Regions from separate parts of the Homo sapiens genome. Here region 1 is linked to region 2. The links are chromatin loops, found by intact Hi-C in ENCODE. Cell type or tissue: CD14-positive monocyte. All regions are shown on one strand. Links, peaks and the distances in the headings refer to the core of each region. The heading gives the core; the rest is flanking DNA.

Region 1 (8,335 bases), core at 63-8,062, 310 kb after region 2:
ATATGGAGAGTTGGAAAAACTGGGATGATGGGATCAAAAGGCCCTCCTTGAAGGTAGAATGTTTTATCTCCTGTCAGTGCATCTTCCTAGTTCTTTATTGGAGAAAAAAATACATGGGTATCTTAACAGTACACCTATTGCTGCCTGAAATGCACATTATTTACCACATGAAGATAAATATTGATGTGAAGGAATTCAATGTTTGTTTGCAACAATACCAAAAGTTGTTTCAGGAAGTGGATTCCCACATAATGACACATCTAGGAGGCCAGATTGAATGCTATGATCTAGGGACAGGCATTACATCTCGAGGTGCAATGATCTAAAGACACAAGAAATGTTGGCCATTTCAGCAGGTGCAAGATTTTCAGTAACAGGACCAGTGCTGCTGGCCACAAGAACTTTCCTCAGTGATAGAAATGTTTTATGTCTGTGTATCTAGCACAATAGAGACACTTGCCACATATGGCCATGGGCACTTTAAAAAATGCTAAATTGGCTGAGTGAAGTGGCTCACATCTATAATCCCAACACTTTGGGAGGCCAAAGCAGAGCGTGGCTTGAGCCCAGGAGTCTGAGACCAGCCTGGGCAACATGGAAAGACCCCATCTTCACAAAAAATTAAAAAATTTAGCCAGCTGTGGTGTTATGCACTTGTAGTCCCAGTTACTCTGGAGACTGAGATGGGAGGGCTGCTTGAGGTCAGAAGGTCAAGGCTGCAGTGAGCCGTGTTCATGCCACTGCATTCCAGCCTGGGTGACAGAATATAAGAGACCCTGTCTCACACAAAAAGAGAAAAAAGAATGGCTAAATGGATAAAATGTGACACATATACACAATGAAATATTATTCAGCTACAAAAAAAATGAGATCCTGTCATTTGTAACAACATGGATGGTGAGATGGTTTGGCTTTGTGTCCCCACCCAAATCTCATCTTGAATTGTAATCCCCAGGTGTTGTATAGACCTGGTGGGAAGTGTAGATTATGGGGGCAGTTCCTTTCATGATGTTCTCATGATAGTAAATAAGTTCTCATGAGATCTGATGGTTTTATAAATGGTAGTTTTTACTGCACTCTCATGCTCTCTCTCGCCTGCCACCATGTAAGATGCGCCTGCTTCCCCTTCAACCATGATTATAAGTTTCCTGAGGCCTCCCCAGCCATGTAGAACTATGAGTCAATTAAACCTCTTTCCTTTGTAAATTACCCAGTGTCAGACAGTTCTTTGTAGCAGTGTGAGAATGGATTAGTACAGATTGTCCTGGAGGAAGTTATGTTAAGTGAAATAAGCCAGGCACAGAAAGACAAATATTGTATGTTCTCACTCATATGTGCAAAATAAAAATTGAAACGACTGAATTCATGAAGATAGAATGGTGGTTACCAGAGGCTGGAAAGGGTAGCAGAGAGGGAGGGGCAAAGTGGGATGGTTAATTAGTGCAAAAATATAGTTAGAATGAATAAGGTCTAGTATTTGGTAGCACAACAGGGAACTACAGTCAACAATAATTTTTAACTTAAAAAACTAAAAGAGTAAAATTAGAATTTTCCTTACACAAAGAAATCATGGTGATGGATACCCTAATTACTCTGATGTGATTATTACACATTGTATGCCTGTATCAAAATGTCACAGGTATCCCATAAATATATACAACTATTATGTATCCATAATAATTAAAAATATACTTAAAAAAATTCAAAGTGACTAGTACAACTGAGTAACTGAATTTTTATTTAATTTTTATAAATTTAAATTAAAAAGCCACACATGGTTAGTGGATACCAAATTGGTTCATGCAGTTCTAGAGCACAGAGGAGTGCTTAAGAGTGAAAAAAAGTGACTTGGAATAAGTCATGATAGGAAATATAGACTTTGTCCTCTGGGGAACAAAGAGTAAATTGAAAATGCCTGAGGGTTCAGGGCCCTGAAATTGACATAAAGGATAAGGTCGGGAGCACATGGACTGTAGCTCACTGCCTGAGATTAGAGGACACAAGGCAAGGATGGGTGCAAGAGAAGCTATAATTTATAAAGGGAAGGAGAAAATTTGAGGAAAGTCGTATCAGATAGATTCAATTTTCGCCAAGTAGCAAGAGACCAGTGGGTCTACTGAAGTGGAGGGAATGAAAGAGCAGAGTGGTGGGAAGATGTGGAGAGAATACGGTTGTTCTGAAATGACTGGGGAGTGGCCAATAATAAGGGACCTCCTGGTGGTAAGACAGAGGGCACAGCTGGAATTGAAGATAGTGGGTTTGAAATGGTTCCAAACTGCAGTTCCAGAAGCTCATTTATCTGGGTATGGAGAAAATGTATTGTTATAGGTCCAGGGTTGGAGTTCCCCAAACAGTCACTGCAGAAGTCCTGGGTGCAAAAAAATTGAGAAAGCTGGCAAGGAATTACTTTAGATTATAATACGAGGTTACCAACCTACGTCACCAACCTAGAAGAGCAAGTTAGGTCAGAGAGTAAAAAATTTGAGCTGAAGACTTCAGAGGCACAAATGTGACCCCTAGATCCATGATGTGGCCATGCTAATAGATGGCTGAAAAGGGCTAGAGGTGGATGTCATTGGCGATGAGGTGCTGGATGGCCATCCACATTAACAATGAACAATATGGCAAGACTTGGGAGAGAGGAGGAATGGGAGCCAGATGTAATTAATAAATAAAGAGTTAAGACCTCAGAAATGAACCTCAAGAAGAAGGAGTAAGTGTCCTAGAAAGAGTAGGATGGCATGAGCATTAAAATGTGGGCATTTTTACATGAAGGCAGAGAAATAATGCCACCTCTACCTTTGGACCGCAGAACAGCGCTGGGGTCTCCGTGCGCAGTCTCCCATGGCTAGGGCTGTGGGAAAGCAGTGTCCTTCAGAGTAGAGGTGGATTTCAGTTAACGAAGGCAATGGAGCAAGTGTTCAGTGACTAAGTGAATGTTACTAGGAAGCTTATTTACTGGGTATGGAGAGTTCCAGAGAGCCCATGGGTGATATAGCAGCAAAGGGCATCCTTGAGGCTATAGAGGAAGAAGTCAGCTAGAGAAATTATAGCAAAGGGACACAGCAAGGTCTTTTACGGTGTGACAAATTTGTTAATAGGATATATAGTCATTTTTGCTGACTTTCAGAATGGTTTAGAAAAAAGTAAATAGATTGTGGACCCTAAAACCCTATCACCAGCTAGCTACGGGAAAAACAGTCTTTACTACAAATATGGGATGACCAGGTCTAGAACTTGACTTTCTTTCTCATCTATTAATAGAACATGATGACCGTGTATTCAGAAAGGAAAGGTGCAATGGAAAAGGCTTGTTGATCTAATTTTCTGAATGTCTTTAGAAACAGAATGAATTCTCATTAGTCTGGGACGATTCAGGTGTGACTGTCTACCTGAAAGAGAAGGATAAATTACATTGCCTTACAAATGCTTTTACATCCTAATGATTTCTGTAAATCTAAGCTAAATTAGCTGAGATTCTTGAGTATTATAAAGGTAGTGGAATATCACTACATTAGAGCTCATGAGAGCTCATGGCGCCCTTATTTTATAAACTTAAAACAGGTGGTCCAGCGATAGATGTTTTCTAATCTCTAAATTGAATAATATGGAATCAAGTTTGGTTAAACATTGAACATGCTGCCTTTATAGGAAAGAATAAAATACATTGAAAATGGAATTGTCCCAGAGAAGTCTAAGATATATGTCTACTATACTTATAAATGAGAATAATTTATCAGGTGGATATTTCAGTAACCATGTCTTTTTAAATATATTTAAAAAATTCTAATCTAGGACATAGAATGTCTCAGTGAGTTCCAGTGGAGTTATCCAAATCCAACAAATGAAAGATAAAACCCTTATTGAATAATTTAGACTTTTCTCCACTTTAAGGTGCTTTGGCTTGACACTGGTTCCTTGTTTTATTCAACTGCTCAGAAACGCATAATCTCATTTAAATTGAAGAAGCCATTGAAAATAAGTTGGCTCTACTTCCAGAATTGTAACTAAAAGAAAATTCTTTCTTCTGCAAATGATAAAGAATTTTCAGCATGTTTATCCACAGCTAATCCTATTCCTTTGGGTACAATGTGGTGCTGCACATTGAAACGTTATAAGAGCATTACCCCGCTAGGCAATAAACATGCTTTAAGAGCTTACTGGTAGTATGCTGACTCAAAGCAGAAATAATAATATCATCATTTTAAGTTGTCACATCTTCATTCTCCTTTCTAAAGACCCTTGCAGGTTTTTCAAGGTCTTTTGCCCCTCCATGACAGTTTGCTTTTGTAAGAGGCTGGTCTCAGAATTCAGATTTGTTCCATGATCTTAAAATACAGCAAAGCAAAAAAGCAAGTAAACCTTGATATTTATTTGAAATTTCCTGAGGTGAAGACTTCTTGGTCAAAAGATCAAGTAAGCCTCTTATTACTGGTGGCATACTGGAGTCACCTACAGGGTGTTTTGGGAACTGCCTGTGACATAGAAACTACTTTTTGTTGGGAAGAAGTTTAGTTGGGGCTGTGGGAAATAAAAGAGAAGAAAAATACAAATGTGAGAGGGTAATGAGAGGGTAGAAACCCCACTAGAGCCAAAAGTGGGCCACATAGGCAGGGCCAGAGCTAGATTAGGGGTTTCTGAGACTAGGGCTGTGGGAACAGAAGATGATTTCCCACTACATCTGGAATTGGTGGAAAAGGGAGGCTTGAAGTATGAATTCTTGGAAACTTGGGAGCTTTTTCTGAAGTTCCTAGATATTAAGAATGGGAGTCAGATGTCTTGATTGTGAGGACACCGTGGGGTTCCCTGAGCTCATAACTACTCCATCTTACTATTTTTTAAATTCCCTCTTCCCTATAGAGACTCTGGTAAATCCTTTAAGAGTGAATTTGGTCCATGAGTTTATTTTGAGACCAGTGAAGAAGGGACAAGCTAGGGAAAGAGAATCTTCAGCTTTCAGGTTTGGTGTATCAGGGAACAGAGGGTACCCAGCAGGAGCAGGCTTCTTTAAAGAAGATAGAACTCAGGGGGCCTCAGGTGACCTCAGAGGGGCTCCTCCCAGAAAGCCAGCCAAGAAGCCCCTCAGGAGTTTGGGACGGCCACCTTGGCCAGGCAGTGGCCGGGAGAATCACTGGATTGGGAGGATCTTTGAGTAGCTGTAGTTCTGGGGGTCAGAGTCAGCCACTCTGGGTGGAGCCATGGAAGAATTCATGGGGTGTGTTTAGTCTCCATCTCTTCAATCTTTCATCTTGAATTAATACACTGCACTCCTGTCTCATTGACATTTAAAAGCTGTTAATCCCTAACAGCTCTCTATTATCCTCCAAATATGGTCCAGACTCCTTGACAATAAGTTCATGGCCAACTTAAGCCCACTGCCATTTCCTGATGAGGCATCCTATTTCCTGCTCTGTGTGTTGTAAGCCCCCAGGAATTCCATTTTTGTTCTGCCACAGCAGGATCCTAGCTTCATGGCTCTCCCCTTCCTAGTCTTGTCTCCCTGGGTCAATTGGAGTATGACAGGTCTTTTGCTGTACAGAAAGCCACTGAGTTTCATTCTTGTTGTGTATCCAACTTATTTTCTACCTAAGCAGTTTCAAGAGAGGCATGAGGGACTCTTTCTGATGCTCTGTGTTTTTGTGTGATGGGAAGAGGAGGAATGTGGGAAAGCATGGGAGATAGGAGGCTGCACACAATCCTTTCACTTCCCATTGTCATCATGACCTTCCATCCCTTTTGCTTTCTGTTATGTGATTACAAAATCTCACCTCTTCCCTTTGGGTTCCCCCAGGCAGGGATTGAATCTTATTTAAATTTGTAGCTCCCAAGTCTAGCATGGACCCTAGAACTCAGTACATATTCATTGAGTGAATTACAATTGGAATTCTCTTCCACTCTCACAACATACAATGAGTGACATTGCTCAGTGACATTCTCCATCAAGTCGCCATCTGAGGCTTACAAGTTGACATTGATGACCTGTCAATGCTTAATTATAGGTATCTTTGGTATAATCCTAGAAAGTTTGGCCCTAGAGGAAAAAGAACCTGGTGAGACATACCAGAGGATATTGACACAGCTTGTAATGGATTTAGTGCATCCTTTTCTCTAGTCTTCTTGTGTTGAAATTGCCATATGACCCAGGCACTAAAGGCTTCCAGATAAAATGGATGCATTTCTCTTTACTGGGGATCAGATCCTACTTTAAAAGGCCTAGCTCCTTTAAGACCCCAAAGGACGAGCCCTAGGAGAAGAGCTGACTGGGGAAGCCTGAACTGCCTAGCTGAATCACCAATTGCTTCAAGCTTTCAACTGACTTAAGCCTCTCCTGGAGCTTGCTTCAGACCTGGCCTTCTGACTCTGGGGAAGTCACAACTCTCATTGCATCTTGCCCAGGGAGGTTGCCATGGGTCTTTACCCATGACTGGGCCTCAGATATGCCCCATTCAGTAGTAGTCCCCATCCTTGTGTTTAGCCTAGACCAGTCTCAGACCTGCCAGCGTCTTGTCCCCTGAACAGCTCAGCCTGGCCTTGTTTCTTGCATAGACCAGTGCTGATCATGATCCTGAAACATCAAATTCCAAAAGACACAATCCCAAATGCCATAATCCTGAATGTTGAAATCCCAAAAGAGCAAAATCCCTAAAGATCAAATCCCTAAAGTCTAAATACCCCTAACAACTAAAATCTTTAATGTCTAAAATCACACTCCTGAAAGATTAAAATCCATAATATTGAAATCATGAAAGCCATATTCTGCAGAAGGGATTAGTGTGTTTTCAACAGTATGAAGGATAGTTGCATCATATTAGGCAGAACTATTAACTTGTTTTTGTCTTTACTTGGAAATCGTGGTTTAAGGAGATGCATGTGGGTGCCAACTGATAAAGGATGAACTTGTGGACTTAATTTAGGTGTCAACTTGACTGGGTTAAGAAATACCTAGTAGGTATTATTTTGGTTGTGTCTGTGAGGACTTTTCCAGAGATTAATGCATGAGTCTGAGTGGGCTAGGCTGGGAAGATCTGCCCTCAATGTGGGTGTGCACCATCCAATCTGCTGGAGGTCTAAGGAGAACATACAGAAGGCAAATTGGTCTCTCTCTAAGAGCTAAGACAGACTTTTCTTCTGCTACGTTGGATATCAGAACTACAGGCTTGCCAACATAGTTATTATTGGCGCTGCAAAAGCAGAAAATTGCTTCATTGCAATGGCTGAGGAATAACGAACCAGACTTTCAAATGGCCAATGTATACTTACAAAATGTGTAGACCACATCCGCCCTCCAAATACAAGTGCATATATGGTATTCTACCCCAGATGCTGAAGTGACTGACAAGGGGATGGCCTGTGCCAGTGGGGTGCAAGGCCTGGGTGAGCCACACCATGTGGCTTATCTATACCCAACATCTGTCTTCCTGGCCAGGTATGGTGGCTCACGCCTGTAATCCCAGCACTTTGGGAGGCCAAGATGGGCAGATCACTTGAGGTCTGGAGGTCGAGACCAGCCTGGACACCATGATGAAACCCTATCTCTACTAAAAGTACCAAAATTAGCCAGCTGTGGTGGCAGGTGCCTGTAGTCCTAGCTACTTGGGAGCCTGAGGCATGAGAATTGCTTGAACATGGGAAGTGGAGGTGGCAGTGAGCTGAGATTGCACCACTGCACTCCAGCCTATCTTAAAAAAAAAGTGCTCACAAACATCAGTTTTCTGGTGAAATCAGGTGAAACTAACATCAATGTCATCAGAAGACAGCATTTACTGAGTCCTTTTTATGGACCATATCTCACATTTTGTAACCCATTTTTTTTTTCTTCCTAACAACACTCTGAGGCCAGTGCTATGAGGTGCATGTGGAGGGCCCAGGAATGAGCATCTCAGTCTCACTCAGGGGGACTTGTTGCCCCAGCTGCTGGGAGTGCTCTCAGCTCCTTCAGGGGCTGCCTCAGCTGTAGAGCATCTCCTCTCTCAGGGCATGCCCTTCCCATGGTGGCCTGCATCTAGTGGCAGATCATTCAGGGCACAAAGACCCACATGGGGACAACTCTGAGGATTGACTGAGTCCTTGTCTGGTCTGCATGCCAGTTCAGCTTCTCTCGTCACCCAGTCCTGCTTCTTCCACCTCCCTTCTGCAGGTGTTGATTTCTTATAAACACCCTGCTCCCAAACATGATCTCAGCATCCGCAGAAGCCAAACTGTGACACCCACACTGGAGGACAGTCCCAGGACCTGGCTGATTGTGAGGATGCACACCTGACATCATCCAAGCTAGACCAGAGACTCTCCCCTGCAGATTGAGAATGGTGCTGGAGAGGGCTGGTTCAACTCTGCA
Region 2 (8,335 bases), core at 188-8,187:
TCATCATTGGTGACTATGGCTGGTTAGAATAAGTTTTAGAAAAAAGTAAATTGTAATACCTAGAAAATAGTAATTTATTCCAAAGAAAAGAATGGTAAATTTAAAATAGAGAACTTTGGTAGGCACCAACTCAACAAGGTCAAGGTTAATGAGGGGAAAAATTGAACCATGCCTACTAAAGTTGAAGCCCTGAGAACCCAACCCGAGAAGTTCTTTATGACCAGGTGACTGAGGGAAAAAACCTCAAGCCTGATTCACAGATGGGTTCCTCACCAGCTGGTAGTTACCTGCAGTCTCACAGCCACACTCAGAAGTGACCCTGAATGACACAATCATGAAGGAAAATCCTCTCACTGAATAAACTGAAAGCAGTATATTTGGTTGTCTACTTTTTCTGGATGAAGGATGGCCAGAATTATGTATTGACATTAATTTATGGGCAGCTGCTAAACAGTTAACAAGATGGTCAGGAACTTGGAAGGAACAGATTGAGAGATGGATGTCAAGAATGTCTGGGAAGAGTTCTGTGGATGAGCCTTTGAAAATGGGCACAGACTGTAAAGGTGTTTGTGCGGCATCTGAATGCCCACCCAAGGGAATCCCCTACAGAGAAAGTAGTTAAATAATTAGGCAAAATGACACACTCTGTGGATATCGTTCAGTTTCCTTTTGCAGCCACCCCTGCTTGCTTGATGGCCCTCGAACAAAATGGCCATGGTGTCAGGAGTTCAACAATGTGGTTTTCCCCTTACCAAGGCTGGCCTGGCTACCACAGGTGCTGAGTGTCTAACTAGTCAACAGCAGAGATCAATACTGAGCTCCCAACGTGGCAGCATGAACCACAGGGAATAGCCAGCCACCTAGCGACAGGTTGATAGCACTGAACTTCTTCCATCATCCTCACCGGAACACACATTTATTTTGGATATGGATTTGCATTCCCTGACTATACTGCACTGGCCAGAACCACCGAGCATGAACTTACAGAACATCTTATCCATCATCACGGTATTCTCACAGCACCACTTCCCATCAAGGAACTCATTTCACAGCAAAAGACAGGCAGCAATGGATTCATGCCCATGGAATTCAGTGATCTTATCATATAACCCATCACCCAGAAGTGGCTCGCCTAATAGGTTAAATAGCTTACTGAAGATTCATTTAAGGCCAGGCACAGTGGTTCACGCCTGCAATCCCAGCACTTTGGGAGGCCGAGGCGGGAAGATCACTTGAGCCCAGGAGTTCAGGAATGGCCTGGGCAACATAGTGAGACCCTGTCTCTACAAAAAAATAAAAATAAAAAAAATAAAATTAGCTGGGCATGGTGGCACACACCTGCACTGCCAGCAATATTTGGGAGAAGCAAATCCATGAAAGAATGCAGTTCTGTCTCACAGGATGCAGTATATGCTTTGAAACAGTATATGGTGCTATCTCTCCTACAGTCATAGGTCCAAGAATGAAGAGGCACCTCTCACTCTTATGCCTCATAACTCACGCCCAAAATTATAGTTTCCTGTCTCTGCAACTTTAGGATCTGCTGGTTTGGAAGTCTTAGTTCACAAGGGAAGAATGTTTCCAGCAGAAAACATAACAGAAATTCTATTGAATTAGATGACACTGATGACTGGTCACTTTGTGATCCTTATGCTGCTGAAACAAAGGCAGAAAAGGGAGTCACTCTACTGGCTGAAGTGGATTGATTCTGAATACCAAGGGGCAATTGGGTTGCTGGTGAACAACGGAGTCAAGGAGAACTCTGTCTGGAACCCAGAGGATTCTTTGGGGTGCCTCTTAGTGTTTCCGTGCCCAGTAATAAAGATTAATGGAAAAAAGGCAGCAAAAAAAAAAAAAAAAAAAAAAGGCAGAACTTTTAAAAGTCAGGACTTCCAGGAACGAACATTTGGATCTCGCAGCTAGGTAAGGAACTTTGACCTGTCTGTACCTTTCAGCAAGTTTCGCAGCCACTGGGCAAGCCATCCCTGCAGACCAGCAGTTGTCACACCCTCTGGCAAGTTTCTCTCCCACCATGTCTTCTCCAAAGAGGTATCATTCCTAATCTCAGCCTTTGAGGGCGGGTCTTCTAACTCCTTAGTTTCTGCCCTGTTTCCTCTTCCTCAGACCTGGAGGTCATAGCTGCTTTTTGTGTTTGCTATCAGTGTATTGTCTAGAGTCTTCTTTTACCACCTTACTGCCTTTCACTAGTTAAAAATCCTTCTTACTATTTAACAGAGAACAGGAAATAGTCCCTGTTGAAATTAGCAGTGAGGTTTCTGCCTCCTGTCTGGACCCTGAGTGCTACATCAATATAGTAAATATAAACAGCCATGGGAACTAATTCTGTTTCTGTATAGTCTACACTGCTGCACATTTAACAGATCCCAGTGATTCACTTTTCCAGTCTAGAAATGCAATCCTTTACCCTACCCAGTGCTAAGCGGCTCCTTTTTACTATTCAGCCACATTTTTCATTAAGCATGAACATGTATGTTCTTCTGTTCCTTCCCATTTTAAGCAAAAGACCTATCATGGGTGGTTTATGGAGTGTGAATAGTTTTTACCAATTTTTTTTCAGGATATGATTTAGAAACTTGAAATTATGTTTTCAGGTATTCCTTCTGGTACCATAATATTACAATAATACAATATGATATTTTAAAATCAGGTTCAGGCTGGGTGTGGTGGCTCACACCAGCATTTTGGGAGGCTAAGGTGGGCAGACTGCTTGAGCTTAGGAGTTTGAGACCAGCCTGGGCAACGTGGTGAAGCCCTGTCTCTACAAAAATACAAAAAAAAAAAAAAAAAAAAATTAGCTGGGCCTGGTGGCACACACCGGCGGCTCCACCTAGTCAGGAGGCTGAAGTGAGAGGATCCCTTGAGCTCAGAGGTCAGAGGCTGCAGTGAGCTGTGACCATACCACTGCACTCCAGCCTGGGTGACAGAGGGGCAGCCGGAAATGGCAGATTCTTCTTCTAACTCCCTGATGAGGATAAGCCCATGACTCTCCGATTTCACCAGTCCTAACTCTTTATGTGACTGACTCAAAAAGTTCCAGCTCATTCAGAATCTAACTGAATGAGGAAGATTTATTCTTCAGTGTCCCTTCAAATTCCAAATGTCTCTAATTTTAGCTAACAACCCTGCTACCTAGAATGGAAACCCACATCACAACAAATTAGCTAAGTGGTTCCTACACAGTCTTTATTTATAGTCTCAGCAATTCTATTTCTGAATAATAAGTTGGTGGTTATGCATAAAACAGAATTTGGGGAAGATAATTATGTTTTTTAAAATAAATTACATACAAAATTAACGTCCTAATTTATTTTGGAAAACAGACCTATGAATATGTATTAATAAAATGCAATGACTCTTCTCACTGAATCCTAGAATTGTCCATCCTACAAATGCTTATTAATAAATCAGTCAATGAAGACAACATTAGGTGTGTTAAACTTTCACTGTGGCATATTTCTCAGGGCTAAATAAGAATATTGCTTCCTTTTACTCCTCTTCAAAGAACACAGAACTTTGATGTGCCCCATGGCTCATAAACTTCTCTAACTACACTCACTTCCTGGCTGATGTCACCAAGGCTCTCAGCTTAAGACACCATCTTTGTGCTAATTATTTCCAAACTGATACAGCCGAGCTGAACCTCTCTTCTTAACTTCAGACTCATCTAATCAACTACCTACTTAACAGCCTAAATGGATGTCTAATAGTCACTGCTGACATATAATGACCAGAAGTAAGCTTATGATATTCCCTTCAGACCTGTTCATCTCATTATCCTCCCCATCCGGGTTACTGGCAATTCCATTCTACCTGTTCATCACAGTCTCTCCGGACCTCCAACCACTGCTACCCCATGGTCATCTTCCATGAGGAATATTGTAATAGTCTCCTGTTTCCTTGTTTCTGCCCTCGTCCTCACTATAGTCTATTATCTAAACAGCCGTCAGAGTAATCCCATTGAAGGATAAATCAAATCATGTCACTCCTCTTTTCCAATCCCCTCATGGCTTCCCATCTCAAAGTAAAAGCTGAAGTCCTTAAGGTAGTCTAAAGTCCCTCGCCACAGGCACCGTCCCCCTTCCCTCTGACTTCACCTCCACTATTCTCCCTCTCTGCTCCAGCCACACTGGCCTCCTTGCTGCTCCTAGGACATCCAGGCACCATCTTTCTACCCAGTGTTCTCTCTGCCTGGAACACTTGCTAGCCTGATAGATCCTTAGGGCTCCCCCCTCAAGCCTGCAAGTCTTCACCCCAGTGTCATTTTCTCAGTGAAGCCTTCCCTGATCACCATTTCTAAAATCTGCAGTCCAGGCCGGGTATGGTGGCTCATGCCTGTAATCCCAGTACTTTGGGAGGCCGAGGCTGGAGGACTGCTTGAGCCCAGGAGTTTGAGACCAGCCTGGGCAACACAGCAAGACCCTGTATTAAAAATAAATTAGCCAGGCAGGCTGGGGTGTGCTTGTCGTCTCAGCTACTCAGGAGGCTGAGGTGGAGGGATCGCTTGACTCCAGGAGTTCAAGGCTGCACTGAGCCATGATTGTGCCACTACACTCCAGCCTGGGTGACAGAGTGAGACCCTGACTCTAAAAAACAAAACAAAACAAAACAAAAATTAAATCACAGCTCCCTCCCCACTTGCCACACACACACACACACACACACTCTCACACACTTACTCACTTTCCTCTTCTCCCTCCCCATGTTCGGTTTCTTCCTTATCACTAACCACTATCTAACTTATTACATAGTTTACTTGTTTATCTAGTTCATCATCAATTCCTGACTAGGATGCAAACTCCACAAAGGCCGGGCTTTCGTCTGCTTTGTGGACCACGTTCAGCACCTGAGCCTCTCTCATTCACACCCAGGCACCAGCTCAGTCGCCCTAGTACTTTGGGTGAAGAGGAAGGAATATGGGCATCAGTGGTTCTTTTGTTCAGCCAAAGAGCACCCGGCACCATCGGTCTGCTCTTGAGCCTGGCAAGTGCATTTTTTTTTGGGAGCTACCCCACCATGGAATGCCAAGGAGTCCAGGGCAGGACACCATTCCTATCAGCAAACACTAGAACAGGGTAGACGCTGTGTGCCTCTGGTGTTTATCACGTGCTGCCTCTAATAAATGCTATTCACAACCACCACTAGACCAGGTCCCGTGCACCCTGACCCATTTTAACAAACGTACCCATTGAATACAGTGAAGCTGGGGAAGCCCAGCCCAGGAGCATTGCCTCACTGGGTCAGTCCCACTGCTGGGCTAGGACACCTGTGGTCCCTTCTTCTCACCCTGGAGCTGTGTCTGTGTGAGGGGCTTGCCCCTAAGCCAGCCCACCTGGCACCATGAGGCCCCTGCCTTATACAACGGTAAGTTCTCCCATAGCAGCTAAGCTAATTCTGGCTACCTACTGATTTGAAAAGGTTTTTAGAAAGAAATTTGCATTTTCCCAGAAACATCAGCTCTACATTATCCAAATAAACAACAAAGCTAGAACACAGGGGGCAAAGGATTATGAAAGGGACGGGTTTTAAACAAGGATCAAGGAATAGCAAATAATGACATCGGCAAACACTTCTATGATTCTGCTATGGTCTGAGTGTGTCTCCTGAAAATTCATGTTGAAATCCTAACCCCCAAGATGACGATATTAGCAGGTGTGGACTTTGGAGGTGACTAGGTCATGAAAGTGGAGCCCTATAAATGGGATTAGTGCCCTTCTAAAAGCAGGGTGGGAGCGGGTGTGGGGGACGTGGGGGAAAACTCCCTTGCCCGTTGCACCATGTGGAGACACAGCCAGGAGGTACTGTCTGTGCAGAAGGGACCCTCATCAGACCTGGAATCTGCCAGTGGGCTTCCCAGCCTCCAGAACTGGGAGAAACAAATTCCTGTTGCTTATAAGCCACCCAGCCTATGTTGTTTTGTTACAGCAGCCCGAGGGGACTAAGACGGGTACTGTGTCCTAGATTAGCTCATTTAATATTCACTATGATCTATGAAGCAGGCACTACTCTTCATCATTCATGAACGATTATTTCCCGCTGAGAAAACTGAGGCACAGAGCAGTCAGTCGCCTAACTCACGGCCCCTGTGAGAGGGTCGCCAAGATTCTGGAATCCGGGCAGTCTGGCTCCAGAGTCCGTGCTCTTAGTGTCCAGCTATACACTTGAAGAAGTGAAAACTGCAGCTCTTTTCGGACAGTGATCCCCTCGAAAAACAAACAAAAAACTGAAGCCCAGCGGCTGGAGCAAGGGGCCTGGAAAGGCGTTGAGCGAGGGCCGGGGCGCGAGGGCTCCGGGGCGGGCCGGCGGGGACTGCCTCTCCCGCTGGTCACCTGGGGTTGAACTGGAATTGTTCAATAGAGGCCTCGAGGCCCTCCATGATCTTCCGGCCCTCCTCTGTCTCAGGCGAGTCGCCCCAGTTCGCCATTGCAGCCCCGGACGTGCGCCTCCCGCGGAGCCGCTCGCTCTCCTGAGTCGGAGTCGGGAACCCGGCGTCCGTTGCCATGGCGACTCCCAGGTAACCGGCGAAGCGCGGGAATCCGTGGGCGGGGGCCGGGGAGGGCCGCGAGTGGAGGGGGGTGGGGAACGGGGTGGGGAGGGGAAGGGGGAAGGAGATGGGGAGGAGGGGGATAGGGAGAAGGTTGGGGATGGGGGGGAAGGGGAGAGGGAAAGGAAGTAGAGGAGGTGTGGAGGGAAGGAAGAGGGGGAAGGAGTGGGGGAAGGGGGAAGAGATGGAAAGGAGGATGGGGAGGGAGCACGCGCGGGAGGAGGGGAGTGGAGAGGGGGAGGAGGAGGCGGGGCGGGCTCCCAAGCCACCCCGCTGCGCTTTCACTGTCCCGCCTGCCTCAAGGCTTCCCCACAAGACTCCCACAGCCTGGAGGCTGCTGCGATACCCCAGAGGAAAGCTGCACCCCCGTAAATAACCCTTCAGCCTCCCGCCGTGCCCCTGGACCCTGCTCGCTTCCTCCTCTACCCAGGCGCGGAGCTCAGCCTACCTCGTGGACCCGCGCATTTGCGGGGGCTTGAATTCCCGAGCTTCTCGCTTCCTACGCGCGCAGCAGACCCGCAGCTCGGTGGCCTTGGCTTTCATGGCCTCCCAGCGTGTGCCAAAGGTCCCCCTCAAGGAGGAGGAAAAGCAGTGAACCCATCTAATAACTATGCTCATGACATAATGAGCCCTGCGATCCCGGACCAAGGCCATCATAAGAGGAGAGCAGGCTGCCTAATAAGCTGTCTCCACCTGCCACAAACGTAGGCGTTCCTGGACAAAATATTTCCTTGCAGAGATTAAACAGATTTCTATTTAATGAGGTCAGAATGTGAGGCGTTAAGTCTTAAACTATACCATCTAGTGTGGAATTCAATTTTACCAGGTTTCTACAATAATAAGAGTTAATAGTGAAACTGTTGTCATCCTTAGTTTTAAATTATGTATCACTCATTGTCAACTAATAGGAGACACCTATTCTAATATCAGTATGTCATTGTTTTTCTGTAAACGACTGGCTAAATTTATTTTTAAAATGTCATTGTCTGGTTTAGAACTGTCTATACTACATCTGCATTTCAATATATTATCTACAGAAAAATAAGTTTTTTCTCCTCTCTCTTATTATTATTATTATTATTTTTTGGAGCCGGAGTCTCGCTCTGTCGCCCAGGCTGGGGTGCAGTGGCGCGATCTGGGCTCACTGCAACCTCCGCCTCCCGGGTTCAAGCAATTCTCCTGCTTCAGCCTCCCGAGCAGCTGGGACTACAGGCACACAGCACCAAGCCAGGCTAATTTTTTGTATTTTTAGTAGAGACGGGGTTTCACCGCGTTGTGCAGGCTAGTCTAACTCCTGAGCTCAGGCAATCTGCCCCCCTCGGCCTCCCAAAGTGCTAGATAACAGGCGTGAGCCACAGAGCCCGGCCTCTTCTCTGTCTTGTAACAGTAAGTGAAAATAACTTAGCTGGATTTAGAAGCTCAAAACAGGAAAAGAAAAGCACTGTAGCATTATCACTACTATTATGTTTAAAGACAAAGATTAAAAGCCCCAAATGCCAATAAAACATCATAACCAATGCCAAAATCATCTTCTGTGAAGGCTTATTTTTTGGGGGGGAGATGAAGAGAGAAGAGAAAAAGAGTTACTTTTACTCTTTGGAGGTTTTTAATTACAAACTCTAACTTCAGACTTTATTTGGGGAATTTTTATTATATAATCAAAAGGTATTTTAAAAGAAAGAAATTTATATATCTACAATAACTTTTCTTTTTCCTAAGTGATATTTTACCACAATGTATATACATGTTTTAAAATAAAGATTAAAATTTTAA

What was found. Peaks named below come from ENCODE experiments on the same cell type or tissue, not always from the same donor. Only the 100,000 strongest peaks of a DNase experiment are listed, where the experiment ranks them.
Region 1: a loop joins it to region 2, with 1.8 times the contacts of the local background. A loop is called at or near these places in 2 of 110 quality-filtered maps.

Annotation. Positions count from the first base shown.
Region 1 is chr10:23,652,473-23,660,807 of GRCh38, forward strand. No RefSeq gene overlaps it. Among named protein-coding and RNA genes, the nearest start is that of OTUD1, 220 kb to the left of the region's middle. In CD14-positive monocyte, for the core only: CTCF peaks have their summits at 4,470 and 4,673; a DNase peak (open chromatin) is centred at 4,449.
Region 2 is chr10:23,337,559-23,345,893 of GRCh38, forward strand. C10orf67 (chromosome 10 open reading frame 67) reads right to left here and starts at 7,239. Exons shown (of 16, transcript NM_001371909.1): 1 at 7,011-7,239. The coding sequence starts at 7,216. C10orf67-AS1 (C10orf67 antisense RNA 1) reads left to right here and starts at 6,399. Exons shown (of 2, transcript NR_155752.1): 1 at 6,399-6,532; 2 at 6,866-7,603. In CD14-positive monocyte, for the core only: no CTCF peak of the experiment used is centred there; a DNase peak (open chromatin) is centred at 3,593; H3K4me3 peaks cover 833 bases; H3K27me3 peaks cover 4,024 bases.